2 separate regions of the Homo sapiens genome follow, and region 2 is linked to region 1. A link is a contact called in ENCODE Hi-C or POLR2A ChIA-PET data. All regions are on one chromosome and are shown on one strand. The core of a region is the stretch at or near the end of the contact, and the rest is flanking DNA. Distances in the headings are between cores, read along the strand shown. Region 1 holds the start of ZNF202 (zinc finger protein 202). Region 2 holds the start of GRAMD1B (GRAM domain containing 1B).

Region 1 (3,168 bases), core at 252-2,751:
GTAAACCTTGTTGTACCCTTGGAATGATTGTCTACTGCAATATAGTATATACACAGAGTACAAAAAGGGTATAGCTGGAGGAGAAAGGGTGAAAGATTATGAATCCCAGGCGTTTGGTCCTAGGAGGAAAAATTCCTGTCCTCTCTCCAACCCTGCCCACCCTCTTATGCTAGATAGTAACAGCAGAAAGTTATCCCAGACTGCTCCGCGTTCACACGCTTCCCACCAACAAACCTCCTCCCAAGGCTATCCCACAACCTTTCTGAAGTAGCTTCCTGGATCAAGCCCCACGGGGCAGCTTGGAAGAGAAGCTGGGAGGGATGAGGGGCTCCACTAGCATTCCTTGTGGCTTCTGAGTGTAGCTGCCCTGGGTGTCACCTGCAGAGCGTGGATAGAGAAAAAGCAACAGTTCTAAGCCCAGCCTCTAATTGAGAGCCTGGGATCTAGCGCTGCTCCCCAGGACCAAGGTTGTTCAAGAAAGGCTGGGTCTAAGAGTCTCCCTCTGGGGAGGTCAGTACAGATTCCAAGGCAGACAGGGTTATCAAAGCGCCTAGAAGATGAGAACATTCATTGTTCAGAAAAACAAAAATTAGACTGACACCTTTCTGAAGGAACACAGCCTATCCATGGCACAAAAACAAATTTTTAATCAAGACACTCAAGAAGTAGGTATACTCCTGCTAAAAGTAACGCAGGTGCTGAGAAGAGGTGCCAAAACTGGCTGTTAGGAGTGGGAGGAGAGGAAAGTTGCAAGTGGAGACAGCAGCTACTGGCTTGAGGGGACCTCAGGGTCTGTCACAGTGGCAGCTGAAAAGCCTCTGGCCAAATGGACGCCAAGGACTACTATCATCACAGGTGACAAGATCACGGGTGAGTGTATCTGGGTGTGTGCTGGGGGGCTGAGGGGGGCTTGGTGGTGTAAGGAGATGGGGCTAGCCGGGGCAAGGAGCCCGCGGAGATGATCTTAAGCAATCTGAGAGGAGGGGTAAGAAAAAGCTGCGGAAAATAAAGGGGCCTAGACCACTCCTCCCTCGGTTCCGGGGGGACAGTTGGCGCGGAAGCGTTAGGAGGTACGAGGTACGGACTAACTACATTTCTGCAGGCCCCAGGAGGGGGCGGAGGGCGGTGGCTGGAAAGGAAAGGAAGCCGGGAGCGCCATCCGTGTCCCCGGAGATACTGGCTCCGGCCACCAGGAAACACAGAGACCACAACGTCTCGGCACCCTCAGTACACCGCCGCCACCCCTTCCCCAGGACACGGCGATTTCCCCAGACTCTGGGGGGCGGGGTCTCCGGTCCCTCCCCCTCCTCCCCGCCCTGCCCGGCTCTGCCCGATCTGGTCCGGCCCGGTCCAGCCCGGCCCGGCCCAGCCCAGCCCACTCAGGACTCACGGCTCCGACAGCTCCGGCGGCTCCTCCCCTGCCCCGGCTTCTCTCCCACCCACTCCCGACCGAAACAGCGCCGCCGGATCCGAGCCGCGCGGGGCCTAGCGGGTCGGAACACGTGGGGCCTTTGCGCCCGGAACCGGAAGCGATCGCTCGCCCCGCCTTCTCGCCGAGTAGGAGCCTTTCTAGGCTGTGGGAGGTTTGATCCTCTCTATGCGCCCTCCGCGGGTTGCGGCTCAGTGCTCCCCAAGGACCCAGTGCGAAGAAGCCTCGGACCCCACAGCTGCCGTCCGCGACCCCTAACTCCACTCTGCAGCGAATAAATTAACATCTTGGGCCTTTCATTTACAGGCATACCTTCTGCAAGGGTTTTCTTTTTCTTTTCTTTTTTCTTTTCTGTTTTTGATCTTTTGTGTGTTTGTTTTCATTTGGATACCTCTACGTGTTTTTCTTGATTTTTTTTTCTTTGCATTGTCCGCTGCAACATGGTAGAAAAGGGCAGCGTTAGGTTTGAATACTGGCTCTTGCAGTCACCATCAGCAGCAGGGCCTCGGCCGAATCTCTCCATCTTTGAACCCTATTGTGCATCATATAAAACGGGCATAATAATACCGTTACTCTGAGGACTAAATGATACATTGCACATGAACTGAATGGAACATCAGAAGCTCAGAAAGAAAATAGTTATGGTATCACTGTTCTTTCTTTTCCTTTGAGTGTTGCTTCGTATTTCTTTACTTTCAGGCTGTCTTCCCTGATCTCATTTGTTCATTTTTGTCCGTTCGGTGACCTTTCTGCCCATACTTGACATTTTCCTTTGCTCTCTGTCCCTTTTACCCTGTAAGTCACCACTCTCCACGTGCCATGTGCCACTTCCTTTTCATGGGACACATTGCTGGGATCTGTTTACTGGGTTTGAACCAAAGGATTAGTTACTTTTGGTGGAGTGGCAGTGTATTAGCGAAACAGAACTAATAGGTGTGAACCCAGAAGGCAGGACAACTCAAAGCGGGGAGGGGGCTTCCAGGTCATAGGTAGATAAGACACAAATGGTTGCATTGAGTTGCTGATTAGCCTCTCCGGAAGGAGGCAATCAGATATGCATTTATCTCAGTGAGCAGAGAGGTGACTTTGAATAGAAGGGGAGGCAGGTTTGCCCTAAGCAGTTCCCAGCATGAATTTTCCCTTTAGTGATTTTGGGGGCCCCAAATCACTTTCCTTTCACACGGGGTATGTATAAACATATAAAAGGAGATTTATTATAAGGAGTTGGCTTACATAATTATGGACGTTGAGAAGTCCCACCATCTGCTTACTGCAAGCTGGAGAAATAAGGAGGTTGGTGGTATAATTCAGTCTAAAGCTGAAGGCCTGAGAACTGGAAAGGGATTGAGGTGCTGGTGTCTGAAGGCCAGAGAGCAGGAGGAGATGATGTCCCAGCTCAAGAAGAGAGAGGTGAATTTACTTTTCCTCTGCCTTTTTATACTATTTGGGCCCTCAATGGATTGGATGGTGCCTACGCATAGTGGTGAGAGTGATTTTCTTTACTCAGTCTACTGATTCAAATGCTAATCTCTCTCTCTTTTTTTTTTTTTTTTTTTTTTTTGGACAGAGTCTTGCTCTGTCGCCCAGCGATCTCGGCTTACTGCAATGTCTGCCTCCTGGGTTCAAGCAATTCTCCTGCCTCAGCCTCCCGAATAGCTGGGATTACAGGCATGTGCCACCATGCCCAGCTATTTTTTTTTTGTGTGTGTGTATTTTTAGTAGAGAGGGGGTTTCACCAT
Region 2 (3,168 bases), core at 388-2,887, 310 kb before region 1:
GCTTGGTAGATCCATAGCCAGCTGTCATCCTTGATGTCTTGCTGAACTGCAGGGATGTATTTACTTGCAGTGAATTCTTGTGATCTTTAGGGATGTGAATTTTCCTCAGCTTCGGGACACTTGTGAAATGTGACTTTTGTCCTGGCACGGAAGCTGGGCATTGGCTCCCAGATGGAAACTGGACTCTGAGAGAGGCAGAAAAGAAGGGTGGATCAGATTGTGGACTTCATGGTATGTTCTTGGGTGCTTCTCATGATCTCTTTGAAAGTTACTGACCAGGCTGGGCATGGTGGCTCATGCCTGTAATCTCAGCACTTTGGGAGGCCAAGGTGGGCAGATCACTTGAGGCCAGGAGTTTGAGACCAGCCTGGGCAATATAGCAAGACCTCATATCGACAAAAAGAAATAAAACTTAGCTGCGTGTGGTGGTGCGCACCTGTACTCCCAGCTACTCAGGAGGCTCAGCTGGGAGGACAGCTTGAGCCCAGGAATTCAAGGTTGCGGTGAGCCATGACTGCACCACTGCACTCCAGCCTGGGCAACAGAGTGAGACTTTGTCTCTTAAAAACAAAACAAAACAAAACAGTTACTGACCCAAGAGACAAATGCATTGGGCTGGGGTTGAAGGAGGAGAATGGCTGCTACAGCCCTGCTCTAGGAGCTGGGCTGGGTTAGACTCAGTGCCCACAGAGAGCACCTAAATAGGATGGATCGGTTCTAGGGTTGATGATCTCTTAGGGCCTGGGTCTAGAGAGTGAGTGTGGTTCAGCACATCTTGGGATGCTACCAGGACTGAACCAGACTTCCTAGGTTCCATGACATGGGGACATACTGGATTCTGTGACTCAGTCCATGGCAGGCTGAAGCAGAACTGAATCAGCCCTCAGCAATGTAAGGGGGGGTACCCTCGACTCCCTGGGGCTCTGTTGGATGCATTGCTTTGTGGGTGCTCACCGACTCCTCATTTCATTCTTTGCTAGGGACGCGGCTATGGTACTGGCAGCTGGCTCATGTACAGGGTTCAGGCCCCATTTTCCTTACTGGTCCTGTGTCCTTTGTCTCTCAGACCCTGTTGTCTGTCTTTCCTTGGTATGTCATGTCTGGTATCCTCAGCTCACGCCGCCACGGGAGAACTGTCCTCTTCTCAGCTTGTCATTTTGGAAGCAGCCTCCAGCAACCTTGCTTTCCTCCTCTGACTATACTCCGGCCTGCAGTGCCACTACTCACGCCCCCAAATAATTTAAACTGCCTTTCTTAGGAGACAAGAGCTAGTTGAAAAGTCTCCTCATTTTCCTTCAACCCTGTATCATGGGTGGCCTGAGAGAGTGAGGACTGAATTCATTGACTCCCCTTTCTCTGCACCCCCCACCCCCAAGGAAATAGCCGAGTTCGACTAATGGGAGTTGCCTGGCCAATCGTTGCCCTGAGAAAGTTTGGTTTGTGATCCTATTTCAGTAGGCTGATTGGAGCAGCCTTTACTTGGAGGTCGAGTCCCTCCCCGAGGGAATCCGTGTACAGTTACACTAGCGGTCGCTGCCAGTGCTAGCCCATTCAGGATAGCCCCCCTCACCCCGCCCCCAGCCCCCGCTCCTCCTCCTCCTTTTTTGTTTTTATCCAGTGTCTCGCTTCCTCTCTCTCTCTCTCTCTCTGTCTCTCTCTCCCTTTCCCTCCTACCACTGCCTCTTCCTCCCGCTCTCTACCTCCCTGCAGCGCCAAGCCGGCTCCCCAACCTGGTCTGCTGAACGCAAACCGCTGAGAGTTTGCTGCACCGCCCCCTGGGGCCCCTGGCTGCCGAGTCCCGCTAAGGCAAAGACGCCAGCAAGCGAGGAAGCGCAGCGGAAGAAAAACAAGCGGGCGCGCGAGGGGAGCCCCAGGAGGGCTGCCGAGTGGCTGGCAGGCGGCTCCCGCCCCTCCCGGGTGGCCTCGCCGGCGGCTGACGGCCCGGAGGACGCGCGCTCCGAAAAGTTAGACTCCGGGCGGCGGCGCGCTACGCCGCGTCCCCTCGCGTCCCTTCCTCGCTGCGCTCCGGGAAAGGAACTTGTTCCTTCGGCCCCAGGATTGGGGAGTGTGCCGCGGGGCCGAGGGTGGGGAACAGCCAGAGGGAGACGCGAACCAGGCCGCTGGCGGAGGGCTCAGGGGGAGCGCAGAGGCGACGGCCCCCATGCCGGCGGCCAACATGATGGAGAACCGGCCGCTGCCCGCCCTGCAGGTGCCCGAGCCGCAGGGTGCGCCCGAGGGCAGCCCGGTCTGGTCCAGTTCGTCGACCCCCACGCTTCGCCGCCGGCGCTTCAAGATGCGCCGCATGAAGAACGTACAGGAGCAGAGCCTGGAGGCCGGGCTGGCCCGGGACCTGCCCGCCGTCTTGGCCCCCGGCAAGGAGTTCCTGCAGCTGCCGTCCATCGAGATCACGCCCTCCAGCGACGAGGACACCCCGTGGTCCAACTGCTCCACACCCAGCGCGTCCCCGCGCCGAAAACGCTTCCTCCTCCGCAAGTGGCTGAGGGTGAGGGAGCGGAAGGAGTGCAGTGAAAGCAGGTACGTCCCCGTTCCGCCCGTCTCCTTCCCTTCCCTCCCGTCCTCTCCAGAGCCGTCCAGGGCCCCGGGGCATTCTGGGGGAAACGTCCTGGGGGAGAACAGGAGCCCGTCACCAGAGGCGCTTCTGGAGGGCGCTGCGCCTGGTCCCAGGGATGGTGGCATTCAGCTTCCACGCGTGCCACCCGCTCCCCAACTCAGGGTGAGGGGCTTCATGTTGCACGACACGTTTACGTGGGGCTTTACGCTGCATTCCATCTCCCTTGATCCTCGCAGCGAAATAAATAATAAAAATAATAACAGCTAATAGTTATTGAGCCCTTACCATGTGCGGGCCACTATGTTGCGCACTTCATGTACCTCCAGATTTCATCCCTACGCAAACTCTCTGAGGTAGGTATTACTATGGCTCCCTTTCTACAGAAGGAGATAGTAAAAGGCCAGAGAACAGTTAAGTGGTTTATATTTCAGGACTCCGTTTCAATCTTATTTTATGTTTGGCCACACCGGATTGCCTTAACTGGCTCACTTGTGTGGAAGTGAAATATTGACATTGAGTGAGTCACATTTCCTACCATATCAGAGTCTTTAGACATCGATACCTACAAGACTGTGGTTTGTACCAGCTAGTTTTTT

The links. A loop is a pair of places that touch in the nucleus more often than their neighbours do. ChIA-PET counts read pairs that join two places held with the same protein, here RNA polymerase II (POLR2A). Pooled maps may share reads with other maps.
Region 2: a map of CD8-positive, alpha-beta T cell shows a loop between it and region 1 (11-fold over the local background). The contact joins the promoter of GRAMD1B here to the promoter of ZNF202 in region 1. A Hi-C loop is called at or near these places in 4 of 168 maps with a recorded cell type or tissue (CD4-positive, alpha-beta T cell, CD8-positive, alpha-beta T cell and naive thymus-derived CD4-positive, alpha-beta T cell), 1 of 37 single-sample maps with no recorded cell type and 8 of 50 pooled maps. POLR2A ChIA-PET finds 5 or more read pairs at or near these places in 1 of 52 experiments (activated CD4-positive, alpha-beta T cell).

The regions. Positions count from the first base shown.
Region 1 is chr11:123,740,159-123,743,326 of GRCh38, forward strand. ZNF202 (zinc finger protein 202) reads right to left here and starts at 1,502. Exons shown (of 9, transcript NM_003455.4): 1 at 1,391-1,502; 2 at 259-378; 3 at 1-34. RefSeq lists enhancers at 888-1,097, 2,087-2,684 and silencers at 1,278-1,407, 1,448-1,497.
Region 2 is chr11:123,428,632-123,431,799 of GRCh38, forward strand. GRAMD1B (GRAM domain containing 1B) reads left to right here and starts at 1,638. Exons shown (of 20, transcript NM_001387025.1): 1 at 1,638-2,535. The coding sequence starts at 2,162. It overlaps LOC124902776 (a long non-coding RNA gene), which reads right to left and starts at 2,583. Exons shown (of 2, transcript XR_007062928.1): 1 at 2,316-2,583; 2 at 1-185. RefSeq lists silencers at 1,776-2,105, 2,216-2,265.